4 separate regions of the Mus musculus genome follow, and regions 1, 2 and 3 are each linked to region 4. A link is a loop called in an ENCODE intact Hi-C map of the cell type or tissue named here. Cell type or tissue: heart. All regions are shown on one strand. Region 1 holds the start of C2cd2 (C2 calcium-dependent domain containing 2). Region 2 holds the start of Zbtb21 (zinc finger and BTB domain containing 21). Region 3 holds the start of A630089N07Rik (RIKEN cDNA A630089N07 gene). Region 4 holds the start of Prdm15 (PR domain containing 15).

The links. Hi-C counts contacts between places; a loop is a spot of excess contacts. Peaks named below come from ENCODE experiments on the same cell type or tissue, not always from the same donor. Only the 100,000 strongest peaks of a DNase experiment are listed, where the experiment ranks them.
Region 1: a loop joins it to region 4, with 7 times the contacts of the local background. A loop is called at or near these places in 14 of 42 quality-filtered maps.
Region 2: a loop joins it to region 4, with 3 times the contacts of the local background. A loop is called at or near these places in 11 of 42 quality-filtered maps.
Region 3: a loop joins it to region 4, with 3 times the contacts of the local background. A loop is called at or near these places in 2 of 42 quality-filtered maps.

What each region holds. Positions count from the first base shown.
Region 1 is chr16:97,918,583-97,926,582 of GRCm38, forward strand. C2cd2 (C2 calcium-dependent domain containing 2) reads right to left here and starts at 4,051. Exons shown (of 14, transcript NM_174847.2): 1 at 3,473-4,051. The coding sequence starts at 3,733. In heart, a CTCF peak has its summit at 4,085; DNase peaks (open chromatin) are centred at 2,229 and 4,049; H3K4me3 peaks cover 1,905 bases; H3K27ac peaks cover 1,437 bases.
Region 2 is chr16:97,958,343-97,966,342 of GRCm38, forward strand. It overlaps Zbtb21 (zinc finger and BTB domain containing 21), which reads right to left and starts at 4,280. Exons shown (of 3, transcript NM_175428.4): 1 at 4,072-4,280. In heart, a CTCF peak has its summit at 4,424; DNase peaks (open chromatin) are centred at 3,949 and 4,339; H3K4me3 peaks cover 2,372 bases; H3K27ac peaks cover 1,971 bases.
Region 3 is chr16:98,078,618-98,086,617 of GRCm38, forward strand. It overlaps A630089N07Rik (RIKEN cDNA A630089N07 gene), which reads right to left and starts at 3,822. Exons shown (of 5, transcript NR_015491.1): 1 at 3,729-3,822. In heart, no CTCF peak of the experiment used is centred here; DNase peaks (open chromatin) are centred at 3,414 and 3,904; H3K4me3 peaks cover 2,287 bases; H3K27ac peaks cover 1,475 bases.
Region 4 is chr16:97,848,729-97,856,728 of GRCm38, forward strand. It overlaps Prdm15 (PR domain containing 15), which reads right to left and starts at 2,499. Exons shown (of 24, transcript NM_144789.2): 1 at 2,323-2,499. The coding sequence starts at 2,391. C2cd2 (C2 calcium-dependent domain containing 2) reads right to left here. Exons shown (of 14, transcript NM_174847.2): 14 at 6,481-8,000. In heart, a CTCF peak has its summit at 3,197; DNase peaks (open chromatin) are centred at 2,543, 2,853 and 3,123; H3K4me3 peaks cover 2,766 bases; H3K27ac peaks cover 2,929 bases.

The DNA of each region.
Region 1 (8,000 bases), 70 kb after region 4:
CTTGGGTGGTGTAGGAGTATGGGCCATCACTAATGTAACTGATTATTACCACAAGCCAAAGTATTCAGGTGACTACAGGTCAATCACGGGGTAACCCTGAGCAGCTATCTTCAGATAACACAATACTTTCTGGGTTCTCTGGCTCTCTGTTACAGAAATATGGCCCCAACAATAAACATAAATTTTTGTAAAGACAATCTTGATGAAGAAATGAGACTTAATGTTAAAACCGTCAACTATAGGCATTGCTGGGTACAGTAGATCTCTGGTTGATAGATGGCGAGAGACAGGTGTGTACAGTGGCTTCTCACCCAAGGGGAAGAAAGTATCTCCTGTTCTCTAACCTTCAGCTAAGCCAAGCCCTTCTTGTGAATGTGGCACCGTGACAGAGAAGCATGCAAGGGTAATTCCTACTCACTGGAAGATTACTCACCAGATGCCAGATCTATGATGGCTTCCCCTCTTTCCCACCTAACTAATCACCCTATAAACTACTTATGGAGTGATGGTTGGAATCTGGGTTGGAGTTCACACAGCTACACTTATAAGAGCACAAAGAATCCACCTTGAGTCACTTCTTAGTCCTTGGATCACAGGGATTCAGTTACATCACACAGGCCCTCTTCATTAGACTTTATTCAGAAGAAACACTTGAGGCTCAGGATGAATTTGCTTCCCACAGGGCATGGCTGTAGCTTATGTGGGACCACAAAGAAGCCAGATCTTGAGCTCTCCATTCTCAAGCTCTTGAGAGAGAAGGGCTTGAGCAAAAAGTTTGAGTTTCTTTCCATTGTAAAACAACTAAGATGGCTTAATGAGTAAAGTGCTTGCTGTGTAAGGATGAGGATCTAAGTTAGATTCTCAGAACTTAGAAAACTAAATTAGGTATGAAGCAGCAGCATGCTTGTAATTCCAGCACTGTGAAGGCTGTGGAGGTTGTAGAGTCAGAAACAGGTGGATTCTTGGAGCTTGCTGGCCAGCCAGCCTAACCAAATCAATAAGCCAATCAGAAACCTTGTCTCAAAATACAAAGTGAATAGTGTCCTTGAGGTTGTCTTCTGGTCTCTCTCTACATGTACACACATTACATGTGCACCTGCATACACATCACACACACAAATACAAACCTAGCATAAAATCTGGAATGGGACTGGTTACTGTTTCCACTGGGTAGAAAAGTTCCCTCTTCATGGAAGATGCTGGATCTGATTGAACATTACTAGTGTCTCTCCATTCCACTCCACCAGTGACAGACCAAGTATTGGTTGACTCCCAAGTATTAGTTCCCTACCTGGCTGGGGCAAAGAGATTTCAGGACAGAGTCAGGCAAGGGACCTCTAGGCTGTTGCTGTCTGTGCCTAGAGCAGTCTGGGAATGTCAGCCTAATCAGGGATTAGTGGCATTTGAAGTGGGAGGAGGGCAGGGAGAAACTCCAGCAGGTGTGGTGGCTGGTGTCAGGCTCTCACTAGTATAAATGCCTGCATCTGTTCCCCACGTGTCACTACTGTAACAACAGCCACATCCTAAGACACTGGTAGAGAGGTAAGTGACTGAGTTCCTATCTACATGCAAAACCCTTCATTTGAATACAATCAGGCAGCATTCTCGGGTATCAGGCATCAGTCAGTCAACTAGAACAAAACTGTACTAAGGAATAGATAGCCAATACCAATTTCTGTGCAAAGTGCCCCCTGTAAAGTTACTTTGAGTTTAAACCCAATATGGTACTGGCACTTTCAAACAGGAGCTCTCTAGAGATAAATGTCTGAATTTGTCAAAGAGCAGAAAACAGACATGACCATGCAAACAAGCCAGTGTCTTTTCAGCCAACCCCAACCCCATGCCACCCCTAACCACAAAGGCCAGAGTGACAGATAAGAGGATTTCACCTGCCACTAATTCCATGGGAATTCACTTGCCCAACCGAGACCAGTGTTAAGGAAGGGGCTTCCTCTTCTATCTAGTCAACCCTCCAGGCACAAGAAGCCCTGGGAGCGTGTCTAGAGTGATCCTATCTTAGGAAGTCAACCAAGAAATGGCAGGAAATAAAACATCCAAAATTCACAGAAGGGGCACTGACTCTAGGCCACCAGTGTCTACTTCCTACAGATCATTAACCAGCACACTTGCTATCACCCTACTGAAAGAGAGAGAGAGAGAGACTGGCATCAGCTCAGGCAACACTGTGTTCTCTGTACTGAAGCCAGGCTTCTAACACCAGATCAAATGACAGTCAGTGACAGCAGCTTCATGGTGGGGTCATGTTTACTCCTATATATGAGGACACATGGCTTGAGTACTGACCCTGGGTAGAGGTCCAGCTCTGATGACTGCGCACCTATTCTAGGTGTCAAGACAGATGTCAACTGACCTTGTAGTCTTTGCATCCAAAAAAGTCTTTTTCCAAGAGTCCAGAGCAAAGTCTCTTGTACTGTTGGATTTGTGCTAACTCATACTTAAAGCTTTTTTCTTTTTTGTTTGTTTGGGTGTTTGGGTTTGTTTGTTTGTTTTTTCACTCAGTGGCTACATGTGCCAAGACCATGGCACAAAGATCAGGCTCAGGGCCTAGTGGAATATTCTGAAAGTGGATAGGTTCAGTGTGACAATGACTGAACATTATGATATTCACTGTGTTCAAGGCTGGCAGTGTGGGGCTTCTCCGCTGGGCTGTATAGCAGGTACAGAGGCCTGTGTACCTGAAGTTGAGGGACAGCTGCAGCGCTGACAGGTGCCAGCTCTGTCCCACCAACCTAATTCCCCTGTGGAATGCCTCCAAATTGTAGACGCCAGGAACTTGTCCTTACACTAACATCTCTTAAAAGTAAAAATAATTCTGCAAGCAATTAACAATGAAAGAAACAACCACAGGAGTATGAGACATAGAGCAGGGTAATAAGCCCAAGGTGTGAGGTCAGCACATTTGGGTTCTCATCTTGGCTCTGACACCAAAGACTACTTTAACCTTCCAGGCCTCAGTTTCCTCAGATGGATGATGATGATGACATGCTAATCTGGAAGTGACATAAGCATTTACAGTCCCCAGGGCTATAGCTGAGAAGCAGCGAGATCTCAATAAATGGTCACTATTCTATGTGCTCAGAAATGCAAGCCTTTTAGAATTTAGAAGCTTTAGGCAGAGAACAAGATTCTAAATGAAAGCACATTTGGATCACAGTTATCCATTTATCGGGTTCAAAACCAGTAGGTGTCCACTCGGAATCCTCTAGGGACCGGCTGGGTGGTTCTCCCACAGAAAGCCTCACGGAGCTTAAGACGTTTGCTGTGTGAAACAGTCAGTCACTTTGTTAACTCCCCACCTCAGGTGCTTCACTCTCCCTAGTTCTAACTTCAAAGAACGCCTTTCCTCGGTAGGCTCTGGGTGGCGAGTCAGGGACTGTGGCGGCCTCCCAGGAACAGGGCTCTTTCTGATGCCCCTCTCACCTTCAAACACCACGCCCTCCTAGGAACTCACCCCTCTCTTTTCGGCCTCATAGTTCAGGGCGGTCACCCAAGCCGCCTGCCACTGGTTCCCCCAGCTATCCCGTGTCAGTATCCAGGAAAGGAGTGTGTCCGACTCCCGGCGCCTTAGCTCATCCGGCTCCGCCCGCCGCCGGGGCGGGGGTCGCGCCTTGGCCAGCGCCCACTGCGCCAAGTACAGGCCCACGGTGCCCAGGGCCGCGACGAAGAGCGACACCAGGAAGAGCCACTGCACCTCGCTGAGCCACGAGCCCATGCTGACGGCGCATACCCGGCGAGCGCGCCCCGACTTCCCCCAGCAGCCGTGGCCGCAGGGCGCGCGGAGCTGGCGGGTGGCGACTCAGGACATCCGCCGGTACGCAGGGGCACAGGGTCCGGGGCCTGGGAGGCCAAGGCAGCGGGGAGGGCGGCGAGGACCGGTAAGCGAACCAAATTGAGCGCTGCGCGCCTGGGAGCCAAACGCGGGACAGAGGAAGCTGCTCCCCACGCGCGGTTGGGAAGTGCAAGGCAAAGGCTCTTCTTCCCAGCTTGCCGCCCGGGTTGTCCCGCCCGCGGCCCGTAGTAACCGCAGGAGGCCGGGCCTGGGGGCGGAGCAGGAGCGGAGTCTCTTTTTACAGCTCCGCCTCCTTAAAGGCCCCGAGGGCCCTCACGGCGGCGTTAAGGGCGCAAGTCCTCTCCTGCCACTACCTTGAGTGGTGGGTGAGAAGGTGTCGGGGTGCCTCGCTTGGCGCGCCTTGGCTGGGAACTGTGCGCTGGCGCGTGGGTGGGATGCCCAGATAAAGCGAGAATTCCAAGAATTTCCCCACTGCCAAGACTAGGATTTTGCAAGGCTAGCCACAGCAGCCTGTAGCTGTCACCCTAAAGTAGGCTGATGGTCGCTGCAATATGGGGATGATGCCTGTCCTATTTCAAGATCCAGGGAGGTGCTTGTCAAACCTAGGCCATAGTTCAGGATGTGCATGGATCATCGACTTTGGAGTGTGTGTGTGTGTGTGTGTGTGTGTGTAAGTATACATGTGTGGTATGGTGGGAGGGGAATTTGGTATGTTGTATGTGGTGGTGAGATTTGTATGTGCACAGTACCCGTTTTTTGTGTTTTGTGCATTTGTGACAGCTTTCTGCATGCTCATCTTGAGAAGTTTCAGAAAGTTGTCAGAAACATGGTTCAGCTGTGTTTTCTGCAGCTGCATCAGTGGAACTGGACTTCAAGTTAGGCTAGGTGGACCTAACATTCAGCCTTCTCCTAGTATGTTGGAGCAAAAGACTGGCTACATCAGGGGAGATATAAGCCTAGAATCAGTGTCCCTACCACATTTATCTTTGAGGAGAAACGTGGGGTGGCAGTTGGACAGAGGGACTTTGTGGAAACAAAATGGAATCAGTTCAAGGTTGCTAGGATTGAACTTGAACCTCTCCTAGCTAGGATATGGGATTAAAAACTCCCTAACCCTAACCCTGTCTTGAAAAAACAAAAACAAGCAAAAGAACAAACAAACAAGCAAAAAAAAAAAAGTAAACAACAACAAAACAACCCTAACCATGTCTTTCAAGTTACCATAGGATGATGAACCCTACCTAGCAGGCATAGTACACTGGCTGGAGGCTCAGACTTACTCCCCTTTCCCTCTTTATATCTGGTATTTTAGCAGAAACAAAGAAAATCTGTTCTCATTGAAAGAAAAGGCTGTTTATTTTCTAACCTAAAGCTAGATCTATTCAGTTGGATGATGTAGGTCTTACCAGACACCTGGGAGACTAGACCACATCTACCTGTGTCCAAATCCACCTGTGTTCCTATGTGTATGTTGGCTGCTACTATGTGGGTGGTGACAAGGAGCTCATCTATCCTGTGTGACTGGTACAACCAGTCTCATTCTTCCACGGACATGTCTCAGGGGCTGCTTACCCAACTGGATTGTAACAAACTTCAAATTAACCACCATCCCTCATCTGGAATGTGTCATATTTCTATATGTGTCTACAAAGAGATTGTTGACATGTAGACATGGAGAGTGTCAATATTTGCTTCTAGAAGCAAACTAAGAGGAAATAAAGAATGACCCTGGCTTATGGGACAATGCAAGTGGTCAAAACATGCTTGCAACCAGAGCAGAAACACCTCCTAAGTTCATGAAGAGATCAGGCCCCTCTAGTTTCTGCTTCTAGTGGAAGACCCATTGGTCCTGGGCTTGTCAGGTGTTTGATTCCCCGTTGTGATATTCCTTGCTTCCCATCAGCTCCTGTTTCTTTCCCCACACCCATCTTTGACCTGGGGAGCAGACTACAGTTCTCCTGTGAGGGGTATCTACTCTCACTTCAATGGGTTTTATGGGTCTAATTCTCAGTCACATTTGGCTGTGGCCATTTGTTGAGTTTAATCTCTCTCTCTCTCTCTCTCTCTCTCTCTCTCTCTCTCCCTCCCCTCCCCCTCCCCCTCTCCTCCCTCTCCTCCCTCTCCCTCTCGCTCTCTCTTGTTTGTATGTGTGTTTGTAAGTATACATGTCCATGTGTGTTTCAAGTGCATGCACCCATGTACAAGCAGCAAAGGCTGGAGAAGGACATAAGGTATCCTACTCCACTTTCAGCCTTGCTCTCTTAAGACAGTATTTTTTTTTTTTTTGCTTCTATTCTCTCATATATTATATCCTGTCAGCAGTTTCCCCTCCTTCCACTCTTCCCAGTCCCACAAGTTCTGTGCCACCATTACCCCAGCACATCTTATAGGCAGGACAGATTGTAAGTCAAAGGTTTTGTGGCTGGGTAGATTTCCCAGTCTTACTGCTACAATCCTTGCCCGGTTACAGAAGATGGCTAGTTCAGGCTCTGTATTCCCCATTGGGTCACTCTCAGATTACAGGGAGTTTCCACTGCAGTACATTGTCCCTTAAATGCCCCCTCAATTCCAGTTTTCTCTCCCAGTACTCTCTCCCTCCCTCCTTCCCTCCCATTCCAGCCTGATCTCTCCTGTTCTGATCCCCACCTGCTCCCAGTCTCTCCACAAAATCCGCCCATTTTCCCTTCCCAGGAAGAACCATTGCATGTGTCATCCCCACTCCCCCAGCCCTTTTGAGCCCTCCTTGCTACTTAGACTATCTGGGTCTGTGGGTTGTAACATGATTATTATCCTTTATGTAACAGCCAAGTGGTATTGGTTCACACCTTTTATCCCAGCACTTGAGAGACAGAGAGACAGGTGGATCTTAGACCAGGGTCAGCATGGTCTACAGAGACAGAATCTCTTTACTCATCCTAGAGCTAGGCTGATAACCAGCAAGCCCCAGAACTCTTCTATTTCTGCCCACTCCCCACCAACACTGGGTCACAGTGGGTGAAGGCATGCAGCCACATCTGGCTTTTTACATGGATTCAAAGAGATTTAAACTCAGGTCCTTCATATAGCAAGGGCTCTTACCTACTGATCCATCTCCCTAGTCCAGGTTTAACCACTCTTCAATACAAAATGTTGTGACTCTGGGTTCCTATGAGTAGGCAGGGTAGTGATCTATACATGAAGGAGGAGCCTAGTTATGTTGGCTGCTGCCCCTGGCTGGGTCCACGCTCCTCTGTGGTAGTTAGTGGGTGATAAAACATCTCCTAGCTGTTTAGCCTGTGCCTCAAACATTTTCCATCAATCCACAGAAGCCTTCTAAAGGCATCACTCTGAACATGGACGAGATCTTCCTGCAGTAGAGGGCTGGATATCATGGCAGAGTGGAGAAAAGAAAAGCACATGACCCATGTTCTAAATTCCCCTCCAGCCCCAGAGCCTGAAGCAAAAGTCCCCACTGCTCCTATTTTCATCTCAGACATTTTTCTGAAGTGCTTGACCTCCAGTCAAGAGTCGCATGTTGGATGTTCTATGCTGACTCACCCTGTCTTAGGGCAATTCTCTTATCTGTACATCAAGATTAGACATACTTCACCATCTTAACAACCAAGCCCAAAAGATATGAAAATGCTATATTTTCAGAAAATAATAAACGTATCTAGTGTTATAAGTTTTGCATCTTATACAGTTGTTCTCATTCATGTGGGAAATTATTTATTACTGTTGAACAGATACTTGGGGTGGGGGGCTGGTTCTTAGACAGTCTTGTGTAATCCAGGCTGGTCTTTAACTAGGCATATAGTCTGAGGTAATTTTAAACTCCTGATCCTTTTGCTTCTATATTCCAAGTGCTAGGATTTTTGATGTATTCCAACATGCCCAACTTTATGTGATATTAGGCATGGAACCTTGGTCTTAATGCATGTTAGGAAAGCACTCTACCAACTGAGCTACATCCCCAGCTCACTGAAAGGTTTATAAACATACTTCCAAAGAATTGGGACTTGTAGGGCAGCAGGCATGGGGGAATAAAGGGAGTGGGAGAAAACCCTCGACCCACCAGAGTTCCAGTGTTCTGGGCAGGTGGACTCGGTAGGACTGCCGCATGATTTCCACGCAGCATGTGTGGGTGTCTGGCTGTGGGAAGCCACAGCCCTCAGAGGGTGGATAAGGGGCAGTCCGAGGTCTCTGGGCC
Region 2 (8,000 bases), 110 kb after region 4:
TTTTTCTTGATGTTTAAGCTTTTCCTCGAGCCTCAAGAGATCATGTATTTTTCATTTTATTTTTTAAAATAAATCCCCTTTTTAACCAGTCAGTTTCTGTTCTGCCTTATTTCTGCATGCTTCTTGCTCTTGTCCTAATCTTTCATGTTTGTCTTTCATATGCTAGATTCCTCAAGAAAGGCTTCCATTAGTGCCCCAGCATACACTATCTTCCATGAATGCAGCTTGCTCACTGGCCCTCTACAAGTGCAAGGCATGGTTAAATATATCTGAGGGGTGTTAATTACATTTTTTTTTTTTTTGAGACAGGGTTTTACTGTGTAGCCCTGGCTGTCCTGGAACTCACTCTGTAGACCAGGCTGATAATTACATTTTTTACACAGGGATATTCAGAACAGAAAAAGCCCTGTTGTCTAGAGATAAGGAAACCCCAAAATTCAGTTTCAATGTCTTAAATGTCTTCATGGAGACAGAGGTGTAAGAGCTGGTGTAGTTCCCAGCAGTGCAGAGGGAGCTTAGGAACCACCTTGATATAATACTGAATGAAGTTATAGTCCTGACTATCTTAGTTAAAACAGAACAGGCTAAATATAAAACCTATTAAAAAAAAAGCCTCTACAGACTCCTTTATTCAAACTACTCTTAAAATTCTTTAGTTACCTACTGTGGCTTTTTCCTGTTTCTGTTCCTGAGACACAACCTGCCCATCTGACCTCCTCCACTACTCAATCTGAACCGTCCAGATTTTGCCAAACCCCTTTTGCAGCGCAGATCAAGTTCTAATCCTTAAGGACTCCTTTAGGGCTAAACACTCCCAGTCAACATCCTAGTTTGTTTGTTGGAAGTCCTAACTTCTGTACCTTACAAAGGAATCATATTTGGAGCTGAGGTCTTTAAGACACAGCTAATTAAGTTAAAATGTGTCTTAATCCAAAAAAAAAAGAGTGATGTCTCTGAACAAAGACATTAGATCAGAGACAAACATGGAGGGAAGATCCTATGAGGACACACAAGGACGCTATCTGCAAGCCAAGGGAAGAAGTACAGTAGAGACCTGGCCTACCAACACCACTTTCATCTCCAATTTCCAGCTTCTATAACTGTGAAAAAATAAGTTTCTATTATTTAGGTCACTGAGTCTGTATACTAAATTAAAGCAGGCCAACTAAACAAACACAGTCCTAAACTTACTTAAGCTTAGAACAAGTAAGCAAAATACATCATGTAGCACATGTCTATAGTGCCAGTTCTTGACAGACTGAGGCAGGAGGATTATGAGTTCAAGGCCAACATGGGTTGGAGTCTCTTGTCAAAAAGGCAAAAAGCAAATGCCTACTGCCAACAGTAGGCACAACAGTTATCACACAGAGCAGGTACACCAATCAACACATTATGCTTATTCCCTGGCATATGCTAGTTGGCTGTGTGTCCCGCCAGGACTGCAAGCTCTTTAAAGTCCAATATATTACTTTTGGCACTCCTCATGATGCCCAAATTGAGATCTTACACAATACATATGTGATTATTTTTCACTCCCTACTCCAATTTAAATTAAGGAGTAGAAATGAAGCTTTTTGACTGCTTACTCTAAATAAAGCTGGCCACTTTACTGACCTGTTTTAGACTACAGGGGTTTTTCCCCTAAATTATTTCTCTAGAAAAACCCAAACTACAGACTAGCATACAAGACTTCTCTGACTGATATCAACTCACCTCTGTACCAAACCTGGATGGCTGTGGTAGTTTGAATAGGCCTGGCCCCAATAGATTCACATGAGTGAACTCATAGGGAGTTATATTATTAGGAGATATGGCCTTGTTAGAATAGGTGTGGCCTCCTTGGAGTGTGTCACTGTGGATGCAGTGAGGTCTCCTATGCTCTAGCGATGCCCAGTGTGGACACAGTACCCTTCTGCTGACTTCAGATTAAGATGTAGAATTCTCAGCTCCTCCTTCATTACCATGTATGCCTGAATGCTTCCATGCTTCCCACCATGATTATAATAGACTAAACCTCTGAAACAAAAAAACAGCCCCAATTAAATGTTTTCCTTTATAAAAGTTGCCTTGGTCATGGTATTTCTTTACAGCAATAAAATCCAAACTAAGACAGTGGCACTCCTTACCATCTAACCCACAAATCTGCACTTCCAGTTTCTGAAACCCTAACGTGTCTTTTATCTCTCCTTTACTTGGCCACTTTGTACAGAAGGATTCAGAGGGAACTATAAAGCTTTTGTAACTTGCCAACAGCAACACTTCACCGCTCTGCAATGACCCCGTGGTGATCTCAATGCATCAGGTTTATATGTGGCTCCCTCACAACACCCCACATGCTCTCCCAAAAAGCCCTTGTTTTCAGTTGTGAATTCCTAGCATAGGACTTAGCAGGTATCTACCACATAAAGAAAGCTCACTAGACTTGGGGATTGGACTTGTTGATCTTTATCTCTCCAGAGTCTGTAGAACCCAGCATGGGGGCGTTTTCTCAGCCTTTCCTGAGCTTTTGTGACTATATTAACAATTGGACTGACTCCATCTGTATCTCTGCTCAGACTTCTTCAGGCCCCACCCCCTTCCTTCTAAAGAGATCCATCTCAGTGAAGTCACTTGTCCTACATGGCACCTGTGATCCACACTTTCACACCTGTTTGTCTTCAATCATCACCTTCTTAGGTTGGATGATGCCAGCCATATCTCCTCTGGCAGAAAATTATTCTTTCCTTTGCCCTTTGGCCAATCTCTGATACTTGTAAATCCAGCCCTTTAAGCTCTAGTACTGGGACAACTAAAATGGCTTCTCAGTTATCTCCTTGTCTAGAGACCTCTACGCTACTTCTTTTGTTGCTGTTGTCATATCTAATATTCTCCACCACACAATACTGTCAGTTCCTCAAGGGAGAGTTTCTATTAACAATTTCTATTTCCTAAGAATGACACTCCCTATACTTTCAATAAATACTAAATGAAAACACTATGCTGTTAAGTGCATCGGCTGAATTAAAGAGTCATTTTTACGTAAGCCAAATTTCTACTTTAACGTCAATATTTAGGGGTAAGGTTAAGGGTAATGATTAATCACTAGAAGTGGAGGAAGGTTTTCAGTGGAAACACTAACATGGATTAACCTACTTTCAGCCTCTGAAACAAGGTGGGAGGACCATGAAACAAACCCAGGAACTTATGACTCAGGGTCATGCTGATGAACAATCACCAGACTATGCTGTAACACAGATAGATGTCCAAAGATGTAGAAGCGATTGGAGTTCATGCAACACACAAAAAAATGCCAAGCTTCAAAGGGCGGCTCAGTGTCCCCCAACACCACCCCTGTGTCGGGCAACCTTAGGGAGTACCTGTTTAAGGCTCTCTGTACACGTTCTGTAGTGTGCGGTTCTCCAGAACCCAGAGCCTCGGGGGCACATATGTGCATGGTTCTTTGATTACAAGGTGCAGTCTCTGCAGAGGAAGCACTCAAAGGTGCTCCAAATAACCAAGCCAGGGAGATGGGGGAGACCCCGGCCAAGATGTGAGCTGCAGGGAGGTCTTCCGTGCTATGTCCCCGAAAGAGGGTCTTTCTCCTAAGAAAAGCCTTGGGCCCGAGGGTGGGGGTGAGGGGTCCGATAGGGTGTGCATGGGCAAACGAGGTGGCCCCAGAGGTGCTGGCTGCCAGGCTGTCACGTTCCAGCCGCTGCAGGTGTGGGTGCCGCCGCCGCCGCCACCGCCCGCCAGTTTCCCAGCCCCGCGCGAGCGCGCGCCGCCCGCCCGCCCCAGAGAGCGCGCCCTAACCCGCAGCGGCGTCTCAACGGCTATGCTGTGGCCAGCACCCCAGACGCACACCGCGGCTACTCAGGCCGCCCGGGCCAGGGTGAGCAGCTCAGCGGCCTGGAGGCTGAGCATGCGTAGGAGCGAGGGCGAGGCCAAATGCGGGCAGAGAGCATGCGCAGTGCTTGGACACGCTCGACTACGTGGGAGTCTGGGCATGCTCGGTGAGGACCGCGGCCCCGCGCACGCGTAAAAGGGCCCGACGCCCGCAACCCACTGGTGGAGGAAAAAAAGAAGAGAAATCACCTCAGAGTTACGTCAGGAAAGGCCGCGTTTTGCGGAGAGGCCGTAGTCCCCGACCGGGCCCGACGTCCTCCTAGGGCGCGGAGCGTGACGGTTACTCACCGCTCTTCAGCCCTGGGGCAGGCGCCAAGCCCCTTTCCGCTCACACTCGGCTCGCGCAACCCGCAGCCTCCACTGCCGCTGTGATTCCATCCATCTTGAATTTGACGTCATCCCACACCAGGGATGAGGTCATCGCAAGCAGCGCTCGTCACGTGCGTGGCGCTGGGATTGGGTGCCGGGCGGCTGGGGGCGGGCCGAGGGCGGGCCTGCGGGAGCGCGGCCGCGTTGGGTCCGGCGCGTTGGTGCCTCTCCGGTGAGGCGCGGGCACGAGCAGCAGAGCGTAGGGACGCCCCCAGGGTACGCATGTGGTCGCGGAAAGCCCCTGAATGCGGAATGTGGAGCTATCGGGAAAATAGCTCATCTCCATTTCTTCCTCCTGGAGAAAGCGGCAGTGAACAAGTTGGGTTCCCAGGTTCCCCTTATTCGCTCTGTGGCTTTTTCAAACACATATCCAAACCTTACCCTTTTAAAATGGTGTTGAAGCTGGGAAGGGTGGTGCATGCAAGGAATCCCATCATCCAGGACACTGAGGCAGATTTCCCGTTAACTATTCTGAACTACAGAGTGAGGCCCTGGCTCATTTCAAAACAAAAGACAAAGAACGATTAACCTTTTTCCCTGCAACACCAGTTCTCTTTTAGCCTCTTTGCATGAAAATTACAATGCCATTTGTCAGATGACTGTACGCCAAAACCAGGCAGCTGGGTAACAAATGCCAAACTACAAATTCCAGCTGTGAAGAAAGGGTCTCTAGGCCACGGAAGTTTTCTAGAGCCTGGAACATAGCAGCAGACAGTCTCAACAAGTGAAATTTCTGTAACAGACTTTAAAAATGCCTAGATCCGCCGGGCAATGGTGGCGCACGCCTTTAATCCCAGCACTTGGGAGGAAGAGTCAGGCAGATTTCTGAGTTCGAGGGCCAGCCTGGTCTACAGAGTGAGTTCCAGGACTACAGAGAAACCCTGTCTCCAAAAACAAAAACAAAAACAAAACAAAAGCCTAGATCTTAAATTAGGTGTTCTATGTTTCAAGAAGTGTGTGGTTTTCAAGTATGCTTCTGAAGGTGGGTTTTAACTACGTGAATCAAGGTGAAACAGCATTATGAAGTGTGTGAGGGATATGTGGAGAAAGGAATCTTGCAATAGGTAGATCCATTGGGGGGGGGGACAGACTCCAAATGAATAACTCTGAGTATTTAGTTTTTTTTTTCATTTCAAGACTATGCCCTTTAGAATTTCACACTGAAAGTTCTCTTCTGCAATCATTCAAGGGTTTTTTTTTTTTTTGGTTTGTTTATTTGTTTGTTTGTTTTTAATGTATTTGTATTTGAACTGTATGGCAGTTAAGCAAGAAGTGGTCTTGTAAAGAGGGATTTGAGAGGACCACACACCATTGGGCCTCTTTTTTACATGCAGAAAATCAGTATGGAGCTGCAGAGCCTATGGCCCAGAGAGAAGCCAGATTCGTTTGTTTTGTTTTGTTTTGTTTTGTTTTGTTTTGTTTTGTTTAACCACATGGAGTGCAAAGCAACCTCCCTCCAACTGTTTGCCAGCTCAGTTGCTGTATCTGCAGTGCATGCTGCCTGTACTCTGGTGTCTCCATGTTCAAACAAGGTTGCCAGTTCTCTGAATCTGACCTAACTGCCAAATACAACAGAAACCTTTGGATCTTTCATACACCTCTGGCTTATGATATATTATTGGTTCCTTCTTCTAACTCAGTGACAGTGCTGTGCCACTTTGCCCTGGACTTCCTGCCCCTGGTTTGCACCTTCGTGGCTTCCTGTATTATTTCCTTTGCTACCTGCCCATCCACACACTTTTCATTTCTGAGGTCTGTGGTCTTACTTTGCGTTTCTGAGGTCTGTGGTCTTGCTGGTCCTGTTACTCTGTGCTACCTCATCTATGCCAGGGAAGATACTCTGGCAGTACAGTCACTTTAAGTGTGTGTGCCCACACCCATGTGCACACACAAAACTTTCTAACTGCTCTTCCAGCCTCCAGGTTTTACTCCACCCTGGCTTTGCAACCAGGGTGGAGACTTATCTTATTTTAAGATAAGTCTTAAAATGCTACCTTACTCCAGTGTGAACACTAGGTTCTCCATTGTTTTTAGGGGAGAATTGAACTTCATCCTGTGATGACTTAATAGCTTGACCCCCATCTGTGAAAGCAAACCTTGCTTGTTACCCTTCTCAACTCACCTCTGGGCTTCAGGTATGTTGATTCCTCACTGGAGCTACCCTGTATCTTCTACCTTGTCCTGTCATCTGTAATTGCTCTGGGATTCTGTTGCTTCTATGCTCTTCCTGTCACTTCAACTTTATTCTAGGGTTGATGCTACACCTCTGTGCTCATTAGTGCCTTTTGTGGGGTTTGTCTATTGCCACCTGTATGTGCCTTTGAATTTGTCCCCCATAGGCTTCATGCCTGGCTGTGTGTGGAAGACCAACTCTGACAGTGTGGTCATCGATCTAAGGAGGGGATGTGGGGTTGGTGATAATGTAAAGCAGGCGCACACTCACACCTACTTGGTGGATGAAGCAAGCTTCAATGAGCAAACTCTAACAATGTCACACATATACATACATACACACAACATACATACATACATACCAAACATATATTCCTACATTCATACACATTCACGCACATTTGGTAGATGGAGCAAAGCTTTAACAAGCAGGCTCCAACAACTTTATTTTTTCTTTTAGCCTTTTTATACCATCTAAGACAAAGTTATCTGTGTAAGAAAACAATTACCTCATAGCCACAAGTTATGTATTCTCCAAAACCAGTCACCACAAGGACATACTCTTCAAGAACAGATTAAAATCATCACGCAAAGGAAATTACAACAGAATTATTGATTGTGTATTCTTCTTTTGAATCTCATACCTAACTAAACATTTCCCATCTATAATTCATGGTAATCACAAAGCAATAATGCTTTTGTCATTGTTTAACAACGTTTAAGCAAGTTTTTTTCCCTATGCTTAGTTGACGATTTTATTTACCAAGAAACAGATCATCTACCTTACATTTTCTTTTTGAAATCTTGTTCAGCTAAACTGGCTAATCATCTATTCTCTGTTTTTATAGTCACAATAAAATTATTTGCTCTTTATTCATAGCTTTGCCTTTTCATGGTGCACCTGTGACCACATCCCTAGATCATGAAATCCAGGAACTCAAACTGTGCTGGTTTGAATAGGTTTGCCGCCCCCTCTTCCCCGCCCCAGACTCATGTGTTTGAATGCTTGGCCCACTAGCAGTATTAGGAGGTGTGGCCTTGTTGGAGTAGGTATGGCCTTGTTAGAAGTGTGTCACTATAGGGGTGGGCTTTGAGGTTTCCTTTGCTTAAGCTCTATCCTTTGTGGAAGAGATTCTCCTCCTGGCTGCCTGTAGAAGACAGACTCCTTCTGGCTGCCTTCAGATCAAGATATAGAACTTTCAGCTCCTCCTCCAGCACCATTTCTGCCTGCATAGTGCCATACTTCCAGCCATGATGATAATGGACTGTACCTGTGAAACTGTAAGCCAGCCCCAAATAAATGTTTTCCTTTATAAGAGTTGTCTTGATCATAGTGTCTCTTCACAGCGATAAAACCCCAAGACACAGACCTAACCTAGAATGAAATGTTTTCTTTGAGCATTAATTTGTCCCAAGCCTATTTTTCTCTTCCTAGTACAATTACATACATGCAATTGTTGAAAGCTTACTGTATGCCATTTTTAACCTATGCAGCCCTCACTATTCTACAAGATAGGGTCCACATTCTACTCTTACTTCTAACTGTATTAATATATTTAATTAATTCTAACTTTAGA
Region 3 (8,000 bases), 230 kb after region 4:
GAATAATTTTAATATCTGCTTCCTGCCACCTGGATTATAGCATATGATATAGAATCTGCCCTACCCACCTGCACACCACCATGCACACTTAAGAAACCTTTACATCTCAGAAACTCCTTTTGGACCCTGGAACTGAATTTCCCTGAATCACTTCATGCATTTTGACTGGTGATAGTGGAAAGGTAAAAGGATTTTAATCAGATCTTGCTGAAGGATGATCCCCATAACCTCATCTCTACCAGTTTCTAAACTATTTGTAAAATCTATCACACAAAACTGAATTTGCAATGCAATGTTCAGAACTTCTAGAAACCAGATTTTCAGTGTTGAAATCTGTCTTCTGCACATCAAAAGCAATGCTTGTATGTGCACATGGAGCAGTGATATAAATAACACAGCTTCCTATGGCCAGAGCTGCAGAGCCTACTCCCCTCCAGGGAATCCACACTCAGGCAGCTCAGAGGCCAAGGCTCTTTGCCCAGGTCACCACATGTACCAAAAGAAAGACAGTCTGGTTCCCAGTCAATCACTGTCCAATCAGACTGGACTGCGATTGCTTAGCCAATCCGTTCTTCCTGGTGGCTGTCACAATCACAATGGCATGGCTTGGGAGAATATGGAAAGAACCTCCAAGCTACCTCCCAATGCTGCTCCTCCTGATTCCTAGGCTGCCCAGAGGACGGTAGCAGCTCTCCTACTGGAGGATTAGAGATTAAATCACTCAGACAGCACAGGCCTTCCCAGCTCTGCCCTTCTACCCCACCCTATGGGCAGACAGAGCCCTAGTATGGTAAATTTGTACTTTAGTAGAATCTTCTACTCTCACAGGTGTGGAGAGCTCTTGATACCGCTTCTAGGAAAATGGCCAGAATATTTGACACTGGGCCAGGACAAGGAAGTAAGCTAAAAAAAAAAAAAAAAAAAAAAAACCAGCTGAGGAATGTGTTCCTCACAATTTGTCATATCTCGATCATCTTGATAAGACCCTGAATACAGGGAACTTCCTTTACACTTTTTTCCTTCCTTGATGATGATGATGTTTATGCTTTAAAACTAACCCTATTCTTCTATGTGCCCAGGCAGTCAAGGAGGGTCTGGGTCTGTTGGCAGATTTCCCAGCCTGATGAGGCATAGGACGATAAGAGGGGGTACTCCTGAGGTTCAAGGGAGGTACCTTTGGATAAAAACAGATATTCTGTGTATATTTCAGGAAATTGTTTCTGTAAGCTTGTGGCTTTGCTTTGAATGATACTGTGGGGTATAAAAACACTACTAAAAATAAACTCAAGGCTCTGGTTGCTGCTGGCTGCTGCTGCAGCAGTATTAACCAGCAGTCCTCCCAAATCTAACTCTCGTCTTTACATCTTCTTTCTGCCTTTTCTATATTTAATCCTTGCCTTCGGTATCAGAGACTGTCTGACTCATGCTGGGGGGTCCAGTACAAGGAAAGAAAGTAGATTCAAAAATCTCTTTCTCCTCCATCCTTGTTACTCTCCTATCTGGTGTTAGGGAGTGACGAAGGGGTGTGTGGGGGAGACGCGGGGGGGGGGGGGGGGGAGGGGGGAGGTGGAGCTTGGGTGCTGTTGGGGAAGGGGTTAAGGGTAGGGGAAAAGAAGTAACCATGAAGTAGCAAAGACCAGCTACACTGATTAAGGCTAAAAGAGGAGCCAGACTAGAATGGATTTTTCATTCCACATATGCTGACACCCTTTAGTCTCTTTTAGGTTCAGGTTGAGGTTAAGTTTTGAACAACTTAAATACAGACTGGAGGCTGCAATTCTAGCCACTAAGACACATGGGAAATCTACACAGCAAGCATATTCCCAGGATCATTTCTTAAATACACAGTGCCCTAACACAGCAGGTTAGTGACAGTGTCCTGAGTGGAAGGTTCCAGATGATGAAAAAACTGGAAAAGGAAAAGGTAGAAAGTAAAAAAGCTGGGGTGGGGAGGTCTTACACAAGCTATGGCTCATGCTAAGCAAGCTTCTAAAGAATACCATCTTGTACACGATTGACATGAGTGAAAAGGAAGGAGATGGGAGACATCTATGAAGTCAGGAGAAAGATGAAGAAACTATGAAGTCAGCAGAAGCATCATACAATCGGACACACTCAGGAGAAGTCTAATTAAACAGTGCTGCACAAGGGCAACTCAGTGTTTCTCAAAAACATTTCTGACCAAATCTCTCATGGCCTTGGGAATGATAACCACAGCCCCATAGGGTAGGAAGTCTTGTTCTCAGAATCTGATTCAACCTCTCCCAAGCATATTCCTGGTTTTAGAAAAGGCCCTGGTTTTATCTCTATACCCAGGGCCTCAGGGTAAGCTGCCAAGGAGCCAGGTGAGTAGGCCCCAGGCTGTGACTGGCTCTGCCAAGCATGTTCCTGGGTTTTAGAAGGAGCTATATCATGCTCCAGACAGGGGAACCTCAGGGAAATTACAGTTTGATCACGCCAGCACTCAATAATGCAACAGTGTTTTCTTTTCTTTTCTTTTTACCCTTTTCACATGGTTGTCACTAAGTGTCATCTCGCCCATGTGGCATAAGTATGCTTTTTTCAAGCAGAAAACTGAACCTTTATGGCACACTAGGCCTTACTGTAGATTGTGATCCTGTAATGCCCCATTGAGCAGCTGGTTAGAGGCCTGCTCTTTCATATGGAGATGGGCCTAGTGGCTGCTTGTAAATCAAGTTTGTTTTCTTTATTATGGCTTGGAGCCATATTTCTGGGCAATCCTTGTGAACAAGCATGTGTATCCTAGCAACCTAAACTCTAATTGCCCTGGTTAGCACATTACTTATCTGTGAGATGTTTTACATGGAGTCCACCCTCAGATAAATTCTACTTGGAGTGCCTTACTATCTCCTAAGCTTTAGTAAATCCTTTACATCATCAATCCTGCACTTTTACATCACAGCTTGATATTGGATTGCTACCCAGCACATGAGATGTCTTTTACAACCTCCACAAAATTAACTCCAAATGGACTGTCCACCTTAATGTCAAATGCTAAGAACAGAACTTGCAGAAACTAGGACTCTCTGAGTTTGGGATCATGCCAAAGATCGTTCTACACACAGGCCAAATGCAGCCCCCACAGTGAAGTTATTCAGAGGCTACGGCTGGGTCCCGCGAGTGGCTAGGACCTCAGGGGACCTCACACGTGGCCGCCGATTCCCATTCAGTCCTGTGAAAGCCCCACCACACCAGCTCGCGCTGCTGAGACCCCTGCTTCTCCCCATTGTTGGCAGTGACCCTGTGCTCACCATGGCGCAACTTCGGAGCTTGCCTGAGCACAATCCACAGCATCCAGCGGCAGGACAAGGAGCACAGCACACAGGCCCATTCAAGCTGGCTCAGCTACTAAGTGAAACCCGCACCACGGCAACCGGAAAGCCCGCCTTCTCTTCTGACTGGCAGGTCCGCCTAAAGGCTCTGACTGGCCAGTAAGTCTGGAGCACCTCCGTTAGAGTTAAGAGTTAGCTGAAGGTACACAGTGTAGGTTCTCAGTCCAAGCTTCAAGGCCAGGACCCAACCTCTTCCAGATCTACAGGAATTTGCATTTCTGTAGTACTTGTGCCTATCCTCCAATAGCCTACCAATCTGTCCCCCCCGCACAGCGCCAGGGAGACCCCACCAGGAAGGCTGGCGGAGACCTGCCACTGCTCAGCCGCTTGCTCCTCCCCTATGTGGGCAGTGACCCTGTGCTCACGATGTCGCACCTTCGGAGCTTGCCTGAGCACAATCCACAGCATCCAGCGGCAGGACAAGGAGCACAGCACACAGGCTCATTCAAGTCTGCTCAGCAACTAAGTGAAATTCGCGCCAAGGCATCCGGAAAAACCCGCCTTCCCTTCTGACTGGCAAGTCAGCCTAAAGGATCTGATTGGCCAATAAGTCTTGAGTGACTCGAGCACCTCCCTTAAAGGTACATTGCGTAGAGATTCTCAGCCCAATTGAAGATTCTTCAAGTCCAATGCCTGACCTTTTCCAGATCTACAGGGATTTGCATTTCCATAGTACTGGTGCGGGTCCTCCAATAGCCTACTCTTCTGTCTCCCTGCACAGCCCCAGGGAGGCCCCATCAGGAAGGCAGCCGGAGATCTGCCACTACTCAGTGGCTTGCTCCTCCCCTATGTGGGCAGTGACCCTGTGCTCACCAGGTCCTGACTTCAGCCCCAGCTTCCCTAACTCACTAGGCTGTTTGACTTCTCCCTCCTGGAATTAAGGTAGGTAGCTTGCATAGCCCATTACTCAACTTGCAGGGGAGTTAGCAAACTGTCCCACAAGCGGAAAGGTGCCCAGGATATTAACTATTAGAGGGAGATTTGGGGTAACAATAGTTTATAGATATGAATAGGCTTATTAATTTCTGGTTTGTTATGTTCATAGTGTAATTAATTTTGATGCATTTGTGCCGTGGTGCAGCCCCAGCGTGAGGTATTTCTTCTTTCTTTTCGGTTCTTCTTGAGGCAACGGAGAGGTAAGAGCATAGGCGGAGGGTAAGGCTTTGTCTTAACAAAAATTTAGGGTTGCTGTATAATAAAAAGTTTACTTATCTAAGTCTAAGTTACTATGCTGTTGTACCTGACCTGCGTTCTGTGATCCTCTCAGGTCAGAAACTGCAGTTTCTGGCACTCAGCACCTCATCCTAAAACAGCAGATTAAGTAAAGAATTAATTGCTAGACCCTTTCCCCTGTTCTCCAGATGCCACTTGCTTTCGGGATAGGAGGATGTTTGGAGCTATAAACTTCTACTGAGCCAGGAGAAGTAAATAACACTCGCAGAAAGAAAAAACTTTTACATAAGCAAATATGCATAATCTCACATAAATTCATATTCAGCTTCATTCATGCTCACTTATTCATTTTCATTAGAAGCCAGATGGGCCCAGCTTTCATGCATTCTCACAATTACATACTTACACACACACATGCAGACATTCTCACAATTACATAATTACACACACATCCATATTTACATATGCATATGGAGCATAAGACCCAGCATGGTTGCAGAAAGAACTCACACATTCTAGATGAAAACTAAATGCACTCCAATCTGTATTACATAGAGAAAGAAAAGGCTTCTACCTTCTTAATGCTAAATGAATTAAACCCATGTTTGTAAGAAAAAATCTTTGTTTCTTTTAATAAGACTAAACCTGCCTTGTCCTTACCATGGGATCTGCTCTGTCCCACGGTAAGGAGAAGCCTGCTTGCTCCTTCTGCTCTCAGCATCATCTACTTTTTTCTTCTTTCCCTCTGCATTCTACACATTGCTCTCTTAGTAGTTTATGTTACCTATAATTTCCAAGCTACTCCACTCTGCATTCTCCTTCAAAAATCATCTCCTCAGCTCAGTTCTCTCACCTCCATTCCTCTCACCCCCAGCCCCCAGTTTTGTCTCTTCTCTTTGTCCTCAGCCCTTAAACATCATTCATAATACATGACCACATGTTAAAATTTTCATCAAAAGTTCACCAGAAAATCAAATCATAAATTGAAATAGAATGTTACAACAGAGGATGTTTACATGAATATCCATTAGGAGTGATTATCAAGCTAAACATCCATCACTTGTCTCAGCTCCACGGGTTCACAGAAGGCTTAAAACCATAACTAAGTTATAAGTGAAGTTTTGTATAGATAAATCCAGTCAATATTTTATCTTCTGTCCTAGCACCTATAATAAATTGTTAGTTCCCTTTTATGGCCTTTGGTTAATTGTTTTACAACCTCTTAGAATGTGCTCTGAATAGAAGAAAGTCTGGTTACTAGCTAAGAGTTGTTAACTGGTGAAACTTGAGAGACTGGGAGAGTTCTCATTGCAGCTTTGACTATCAGGAAAGGGCCTAATAGCAGTCCCATTATAAAAAAGCTTAATGATCACAGATACAATTTTAGGAATTCTTATAGGATCCTCATTAAGTATTATGTCATCCATTAGTCTATATAGCATCACTACAAGATAGTACATCTTCGTGGATCTGCAGAGATCTGCTCCAAAGGGATGTGCTTATACTTAGTGGTAGTTATGTATGTTCAATAACAACAGGAAAAGCATATTAATAGCAGGAATCTTTCCTAAAATGAGTCCCTCACAGCCTTGCTCAATGAGGGCTCACCTGTAGAAGACTATATAATAATCTGAGGCAGGCCACTTCAGGATGATCACCTGCTAGTTATTAGCTTGTCCCATTATGGCTCCTGACACAGTGGGGACTGAGGTTGTGTAGGAGGTCCAGGACATGGACAAAGCTGTCCAGATAAGATCCCCTTATCTATACACTCTACAGCACTGCACACACGTGCTAACACATCTTTGCTCTCAACAAAAATATACTGTTTTTTAAAATGAAATTACCTTTAACCTTTCTTTTTCATTAGAGATATGAGGTAGTCATCTTTCCTTGGGACAAACATCATTTTCATGTTTTCTAAGAACTATACAAATTTTCACTTTGAAATCTTAAGTGATTTACTTAAGAGAGCATGTTCTGTGATCCGCTGTGTTCACACTGTGCTTCCTTCCATGTCTCGGCAGCAGGTTGCTCTGAGTGTAGGAACTTATGCCATATTTTTCTTTAATTTTATTCTTTATATATTTTATGAAGATGAGAAGGTGTAATGTTTCATGTTTGGAATGCTTATTTGCAAAAGGACTCTGTTCTTACATATTAAGTGGTATGGATAAAGAAGAAGGAGCAACTACTTAATGTTTATCAATTAAGTGTCTTAATATATACTCGGCTACTCACACTCTCATTAGTTATAGATAAGAAATGAAGAGATTTTAGTTTTGTCTAGAGTAGAAGAATGTGAACCAACATAATTAACTTAGTATTGGTTGCAGTGCTGATAACAGCCATCATGTATTTTTTAAATTTCACAAAAAAGAGAATTATATGACTTTTACTATTATAAAGGATGCCTCATGTAAAAGAAATTACCTTATTCTACCTAAAATTTTGAGCCCTAGCAGTACATTTAAGCTCTTTTTTTCTGTTTGTCAGTAAATAGCTAGTAGGCAAGCCTAAGTTATTGAGAACCTAAATCATTAAACACCATCAAACAGAAAAAAAAATGCTTAATTATACTTCACATTATACATTGGGCAGTTTATAGTTATATGGTAAGATGTATAGTGATATTAATAAATCATCAATTATAAGCATGATTCTGCTTCTTCTAAAAGAAGAAACGAACAACAGTAAGCTTTGGGACAATGATTGAGGGAAAAGGCCATTGAACACGACCACATAGACAGCTGTAAATTAGATGACCATGGAGACAGAAATGGAAAGAAAACAGCTTAAGAAAAAGCTCAGGGTAGGAACAAATCACTTTTAAAGGTTTAAAAGGAAGAGAAACAAACACGATCTTTTTTAAGGGATACCAATTGGCAGGCACAACAAAGTCTAAATTGTACTTCAGATTATACCCCACGACAGTATCCTGCATACATGTAGGCTATCTGCACTGAGTTACATTATAACGTGATCTAATGTCCACATGAGATAGTGACCTTTACTGGTTTTCCATAGTACAATAAAATAAGTAAAATGCTATTGTATAAATACTAATGTCATTAAATGAATCTGTGTTCTCCAGAAAGAGACACACATTAAAGACAGAACTTAGCTCAGGTCAGTGCTTTGAAAGAGGGTTGGAGCCCTTCCCTGTCAGTGGCTCAATGCAGCTCACCACCTCCTATTTATTAACATGTAAAAAGGAGCAGAAAAGACAATGTTCAGCAAGATTAAGCAAATGGTGAAGGATATTTTCAGTTTGTAATATGAAATTTAGGTACCCAGAACCCTCAAAAGACACAACCTCATAGATAGGTAAGGATTACATGGTCTTGCGAAAAAGCCCATGAATTCAAGAAGATAAAAATCTGTAAATACGGGACTGGAGAGATGGCTTAGCAGTTAAGAGTACCTACTGCTCTTCCAGAAGTCCTGAGTTCAATTTGAGCAACCACATGGTGG
Region 4 (8,000 bases):
TCACCATTCTCCATTCCCAGTACCAGCTTCTCTGATCGGGCCAGGTTTAAGAGCAGCAAATGAAAATTCCACTGACCTCTTAAAATAGATCCTCATGTCACTCTTGTAAATGCAGTTATGAAAATGTAAGCCTCATGACAGGATGGCCCCAGTTACTTCCAACTCACAGGAACCAGCTTCCCTTTAAGCATCAGCAAGCTGACCCCGCCTCTTCTCCGTACCCTCCTGCCTCCTTCCCTGGAGATCCTAAACCGTCCATTACACACTGCTGCCTGCAATTGCTCTCCTGACGCCCCTGTTGTAACTTCTCGCAACACAAGTATGTCTATTCATTGAATCAGACATGATTTCACAGGACCACAGGCTGCACTCATTTCTTCAGGGTGAGCTGTGATGGCCTTCACTGAATTGTCATCCAGTACCCAAAGAAGCTGGTTCAAGAAGTACACAGGGCGTATAGCTCTTTTCCTGGGAGATCAGAACAGAGCCACATGGGTGAGGAGATGGAGCAGAAGGCTGGGAACAACAGAGCTTCATGCCTACCCTTCTGAATTAGGAGACAAAACTGCCAGTTAGTCAGGGCTTCAAGCTGCTGGAGGGTGGGCACCCACAGTGACTCCATGTCCCTCCCTATACCTGTGGACCAAGCCAGGGGATAAATGGATGAATGTAGTTTCCTGCCCTGGGTGAAGGAAGACCCGCCCTAGGAGACTCTAAGCGAGAGTCTCTCAGGTCCCATTCATGCCCACAGACTCTCAAAGGATGCCTGGACAGTGGGCCAGCTGGTGCCTCTAGGATAGCAGCCGTGTGCTGGATCATCTCGGTGTTTCCTTCTATTTTGAGTGGAGTCTACTGGCCTGTATTTGTGTGTGCTCTGGCTCCCCAAAGCACCCACAGACTCAACTCTAAGGACACAGTTCCTGTGCCAGTCCTGTTCAAAGCTCTCCACCCTGATTCACTGGCCTTTCCCAGCCTGGGATCCCAACTATGTTCCCACCCAGCCCTCTGTGCACTAGCCCACTCTGCTTTCCACTAGATTTCCACTAGAGGCTAGATTTCCTCACAGCACCTGTCTCCTACTAAACTACCCTTCCTAGATAGATGGCTCAGGTCAGTGCAGAGTGTGCCAACAACCCCTGCACACCCAGCAACCTTCTTCCTTCATGTCCTTGTCACTCTTGTGTAACCACCGTTACTTATAGTCTACACTGCCTCTTGCACCTCTTCTTTTGTCCCTTGGGTGTATGAAAGGTGTCCACAAACGTTTACCACAGAAATGGCCTGGTAGAACAATCTGGGAAAGTTATCCTGAACAGGTGTCAGACATATGTTACAAATGAGAATCTGAGTCTGGCCAGCCTTTATGCCACTGTTGGTGACCAGTTTTATGCTCTATTATACCTGAAAAATGCAGCAATGTCTTCCCTACCTTCTGCACAGATAACCTTTCAGGAAAAAAATGACAGGACACCCCATGGCAACAGTGGTCCTTCTCAAAGGTAATCTCTCTAAGACAGCCTTGTAATTGTAGCTGGCTTTGTATGGTCCAGGCTTCCATGAACATAGACTTCTGGCTCAGTCTCCAGAGTACTGGGATTATAAGCATTTGCCATCAACCTAGCTGTGGTTGGTGTTTTAATCTACCCATTTGTCTTCTGGAAAAACAAACTACCTTGTCTGTTCCCCAAAGAGAACTAGTATATTCTTTGCTGACATTTGTGGAAAAGCATGAATCAAAGACGGAAAAACAAACCTCATCAGGAGAAAACTTAGTGCTTTTTCCCTTTAATAATCCGATCTAAAGGTTTTATTTCAGAGTAAAGCAGTAATTTCAGGGCAAGTCTGAGGAGGAAGCTGCAGTAGGTAAGACATGGAAAGCCGGTAGGTTTGAAGCAAAATATGGTTGGGGTGGGGTGTATAGGCGATCAAGTCTCAGCAACTACTCTGCACTTTCCAGGGAGTACTGTCTCTGCCACCCCTGAGGTTTCCCAAAGTCGGAGAATTCAGGTTTTACTTTTAAAATTGCCTTCAGGACCTCAAGCGGTGGCCTGCACAAGCACCTCCATGGGAGGATTCTGACGGGCTCTAGCATATGTTTTTTTAAAAGAAGCGTTGGCAGCTTTAAATTCAGGCACAGGTCCACGTGTCTCCAGCTCACATTCTAGCTTCTACCATTTTAAACCACCTCGGAGGAGGGGTACGCTTATGAGCATGTGTGAAGAGGCCCTCCACCATTCCATGAAGTGTTGGGGGGGGGGGGAATAAGCGCGCCCTCGCCCACCACTGCCTCTCTCGTCCTACCTCTGCCCTCTCAAAACTCACCTCAGGAGCACGCAGGCTCCACCTGGCCCCCACCTGTCCACCCTTTTCCCAGATAGTAGGTGGGCACATGTCTCCAGCCTGTCTTGCCACTGTGGTCCCTGGGCCACCAAAAGGTAGAGACGAGTGAGGCGCCAGGGCCTGGGAGCCACGGCACAGCCTCGGACTTTCTTAAACGCCAAAGGGGCTGGAGACGAAGGCCCCTCCCTGGGCTGTGCCCGAAAACCGGGTAAGGCGGCCGGGTAGCCGGGAAGGGACTGTAGAGACTTGAGCCCGCAGCCACGCAGGGCCTGGCGGTGGCCGCTGGGCCTGGGCGCACTAGGGGCGCAGCGCCTGAGCCCGCGCCGGGGCGGGGGGCGCCGAGCCCGCGAGTGGGCGGTCGGGCGCCGGTTGGCGTGGGCCGAGCGCGCGGAGGGCAGTTGGCAGGGGCCGGGCGCTCGGAACCCAGGCTGGGCACTTAGGGCAGAGGCCAAGCCCGCGGCAGCGGAACCCGGCGGGCGCAGGGCGATCCCGGAGCGGCTCCGGATTCCAGCCGGGTTTTGACTCCGATCGCCCACGGCGCCCGCGGCCCCGACTGTAACAAAGAACAGGCGGCGCGGCGGCCGGACCGGGGCGGGCGTGGGGGGCGCGGCTGGAGGCCGAGCCCGGGCCAGGCGCGGGCCGCGGGCCGCAGCAAGGGGCGCGCGGTGGGGCAGCGGCGAGCATGGGCCCGGGGCTTTACCTGCCTGTGGAATGTGCAGAGCGGGGTCGGATCCGGACTCCGGGTTGCGATCCGCTCCGGAAACTGCGCAGCACCGGAAGCCGGGGGGGCGGTGGCGCGGCATCGTGGGAGTTGTAGTGCGCAGCGCAGGCCGACGGGCGGGCCCAGGGCTCCGGGTGTTTGCACCTGGAGCTGGGAACTTCGGGCTGTGTTAACAGGGAGTCAGGGATAAAGAACTGCGTGTTGTGGGAACTGGCTGGGGCTTTGTAGCCAGAGAGCCCAGGAAACGGCTGCGTGATTGAGGAACCCATGGGCAGAGATGCGTGGTTGCAGATATGGAGGATGGTTGCCTTCCTGAATGGGGAGCGGGTAACTGTCAATGTGGATGGGGAACAGGAGAGAGACTATATGGAGGCCTGGTGAAGCGGGCTGTGAGGATTCAGGGTAAGGGACTGAGTGAACAAAAAAGCTGGGGAGAGAGGCTGTGTGATCCATGAGAGGTGGCCAGATGGTATGTGAACCGAGGAGTTAAGGTTAGAGCTGTGTGTGTGTGAATGAGGCAGGCAGTGTAGTGAACTGAGCAGACAAGGACATCTTTGCCCTTCAAGACACCTTTAAGCCCGGGCGGTGGTGGCACACGCCTTTAACACCAGCACTTGGGAGGCAGAGGCAGGTGGATTTCTGAGTTCGAGGCCAGTCTGGTCTACAAAGTGAGTTCCAGGACAGCCAGTGCTATACAGAGAAACCCTGTCCTCGGGGGAGGGGGGGGGGACGACACACCTTTAAAACAGGTACACACCCCATCATCCCCTATACCACTTTCATTGGTATTGCTCATTCTTTAAAACAGGTACACACACATCATCCCCTATACCACTTTCATTGGTATTGCTCATTCTAAGTGCTCAGAAGGCCACTTCTTTCATCTTCTACATATGAAACAGGACTAAGTATAAATAAAATCAGGCTGTTTACAAGAAAAACCAGTGTAAATCTGAGACCAAGGAAGACATGTAGGCTGAATGGATTATCATCTACTAAGCTTCGCGCTTTGCCTTGGAACAGGATATGAAAGCAGACTTACTTGAAAGACTTTCCCTTGAAAAGGGAGCTCTCAATGTCAGGGCTCCCTGCTCCTACAGGACCCCCATAGGAACTGGTGACCTCAAGGTTGTTTTCACCATATTTAGCTGCTTAGGCACTCAGCCCATGGTAGTGGTGACCCAAGAAACCAGCTACTTTTTTTGGTTTGGTTTTGGTTTTGTTTGGTTTTTCAAGACAGGGTTTCTCTGTGTAGCTCTGGCTGTCCTGGAACTCACTCTGTAGACCGGAAATCTGCCTGCCTCTGCCACCTCTGGAATTAAAGGTGTGCGCCACCACCACCCGGCCTGAGCTGGCGAGAGACTTTGGTGGAATCCACATGATACTGGTTTTGCATATATGCAAAATACAAAAGTTATGGGGTTATTCAGATTTCAGAGGAAGATCTTGGAGGCCAAACAATATGTTACAAGGTCAAAATAATTGTGGGGAGCCACGGAAAGGACGATTGATGTTTGAAGCTGGCAGAGCAAAAACTGAAAAATTAGGGAAAGAGATGGGAAGTTAGAGATACCAGGAGTGTGGGATACCTGTTAAATACCTGCATTCCAGCAAAGCTAAGCCCAGATCTTGTAAGTCTTATTTGCTGGCTACTTCATGAGAAAGCAGGGCCTGTCTGCTCAGTCTAATAGTATAGGGGTGGTACAGAGAATGGGTGTGTGCATTCTAGAATGACCAGTGGTGGTTGATAAGGACCAACCCTGGCAGGGAAGTCGGGTTGTTCAGAATTCCTCAGGAGGTTCCAGCAGAGATCAGCCTGGTAAATTGTTATCAGTTTAGCCCTCTAGTCCCCCTCTTGGGATGGCAGCACAAAGCAGAACTTGGTGGTCTACAAAGGAGGCAACAGTCTCCCCAGCTCCTCCAACCCTAACACTCTCCAATTCCAGACACAGGCATTGCCTTGCCCTGTGTAATGTGTGGGGCTGAGGAACTGGGAGTGAGAGTACTGCCATTTCTCCAGTAGTGAGGTCTCCTCTCCTGTTGGGGTCTGAATGAAAAAGGCCTCCCACAGGCTCAAGTATTTGAACACTTGATCCCCAGTTGATACTGCTGTTTGGGGGGATGTTATTGAACCTTTAAGACTGTGGTTCTCAACCTTCCCAACACTGCAATTCGGTTCCTCATGGTTTATCCCCCAATCATAAACTCACTTTTGTTGCTACTTCATAATTGTAATTTTTGCTACTATCATGTAGCAAATTCTCTGTGTAAATTTGCTAACATAATGTAAACATCTGTTTCCCAATGGTTTTAGGTGACACCTGTGAAAGGGTCTCTTAACCCTGAAAGGGATCGCAGGCCAAGAACCACCACTCTTAGGGGTACAGCCTTCCTAAAGGAAGGGGTTATAGTCTTGCCTCACTTCCCGTTTAGATTTGTACATGAATGACAGTGTAACCAGCCAGCTCCCCACCCTTGCCCACTGCTTTCTCTGATGACTGCCGTGCCTTCCCTGCCATAATGGACTCTAATCCTTCTGGAACTATGAGCCAAAAATAAACCCTTTCTTCCGTAAATTTCCTCTTGTCAGGGTATTTTACCACAGCAACGTATAGATGCCACAGTAGATGACACCTTTGACGCAGAGAATGGATGGGCTCAACTCGGGTGACTCATCCTGATGGGCAGATGACAGTGGCTGGCCACCCCATATGCAATCAATCCCATAGGCAAGCAGGCTGAATAGGGCTGAAGAGTGAGCAAGTCTGAGATGATCTCCCTGGTGGTTCCTCAATGCAGCATCTCTCCAAATGCAATGTGTTTGTGTATATAGCAGGGTTACATGAAGGAGACCACAGAAACTGAAGACCACCAAGGGGATGAGATGCTTGCAGCAGGCAGCAAAGCTGCCCCAATCCTACCTCAAAAACCACTGCCATGTCCCGTGAAAGCATAAATGCTGTCACACACGTGGCTCCCATAGCTAAGCTGTTACCTTTTCCCTCTGCTGGGGTACAGCACTGATAGCAAGGACCCAAACGGATGAATGTTCATTCCCCTGCCTCCCCAAATACGACTCCCACAGACCATATCAGGCACTGCCTTGGGGACCTGGGCCAGGACAGACTCTAGCTTGCAGCACCCACAATCCACCATCCTCCAGAAGCTCCCTGGAACTGCTAAAACTGTATAGCAAATTTTAGCACCAGCATGGCCTGGGTGGTGCACAATAGCCCACCCAGCACAGGAGCACAGGGAGGAAAGCCCATGCCCGGCATGAGGGTGGAAGCAGGACCTAGTACATCCTTTCTGTACCTGGCGGTGATGGCCAGTCAAACAAAAAGACAAAGGATGGCAGTAATTCAAACAGTAAGAGAAGCCTCTGGGTCTCTCAGGACAGCACGGCACTCGGAACCAACTCGGCTTAAAGTCTTCCGTGGGTACATTTATTTCTCGAGAGATCAATGAAGTTCCAGCCACGTCTCACTGCACGGCATCCTGTGCCACCCATGTCTTTCATAACAAATACAATCATTTCCACAGATGCCAGTCCCCACACACCAGCTTCAGGTTCGCCACACACCTGGGAAGCTTTTACTTTTATCCCCTCTGACATAGAGACTGGCGTGACAGAGGGCAGAAAGCCACAGCTTCCAGCCCGATGGATAATCACATCTTCATTCCACCCTCAGCCAAGTGATCCAGGCAGCTTGGTGATCCCACAACTTATTTATACACAGAACATGGACATTTTATGTAAAGAGCCAGAGGTGATAGGAGCTTGCACTGCTGGTTTGAACAGTGTCTCTGTCCCTGTGCAGGTGCTTTGGTCCTCAAGTCTTTTTACCTGTTGGGATAGTGGAGACAGTGCCTGCTTGTCTCAGGACCCACACCTGTTTCTGTGCCTGGTTGTCAGTCAGTGCCCACACTTGTTTCTGAGACAGACAAATTTTACCTTCTACCATCCATCAACTTGAACTTTGAAAGTTCAAGATTGACAGCCCTGAGCTTATTAACCAAAGAAAACACCACTTTGGGTGGCAGCAATGTAAATTAATCTTTCCCTGTCTGCATAAGAAAAATTTCTGTAAATGTGGTCAGGGAAAATCCAAGCAAAAATCTAATTTGGAACTGGTTAGCAATAAATGGCCAAGTATCCACAGCTAGGAAGCAGGGCTAGTTTTAAACCTAAACTAAAATGTAAAATAAAGTGCTTTGTCTAAATCCTATTGTTCATAGTGTGTTTTCAATCAGAGCAAAAGAGCCCTAGTTTTGTTATTGCTACATCAACATCACACAAACAGCTCTATTCAGTCACTGCATGAAGGACAGGGGAAATGTGGCCAACTCCAGCCAACCTGAGTTCTGCTTCCAGATTCACAGACACATGGATTAGTGTTCATGAAAAACTGCTTTAAAACTAGCACTCTGCCAAAATCTTAAGACAGAAACTGAAGCCACCAAAGAATGTAGTCAAGATCAATGGACAGAGTTGGCTTAAGCAGTTGTGCTGTTGGCACCTGTTACATAATCTTAATGGTGTTCATTTCAACATAATTACCCTACACTACAAAGAAACAGAAGTGGATAAACAGCTTGGAGAAGGGATTTTATAGTCTGAGGAAGGCCCATTTTCTCAGGCTTGTCCTCTTTGTGTCCCCCATCTCTGTACACTCTGCTGTGATGGTATTCACAACTGGCAAAGGCTACTCAATGGAGACCCTAAAGGAAGCAGGTCTTAGATGTGGTTGGGAAGCCAGGAGCAGGATGCTCACAGAGTCATTTGTGGGCTAGAATGGCTAAAAATCATTTGTTCTTTTTTGTTCTTGCTAAAAGTATAACCTAAAATTCTGATACCTTCACACTTGACTAGACTTAACCTAAATGCCCAAACCAATAAAACCTGCATAGGTTGAGCATCCCTAACCCAAAAGTCTAA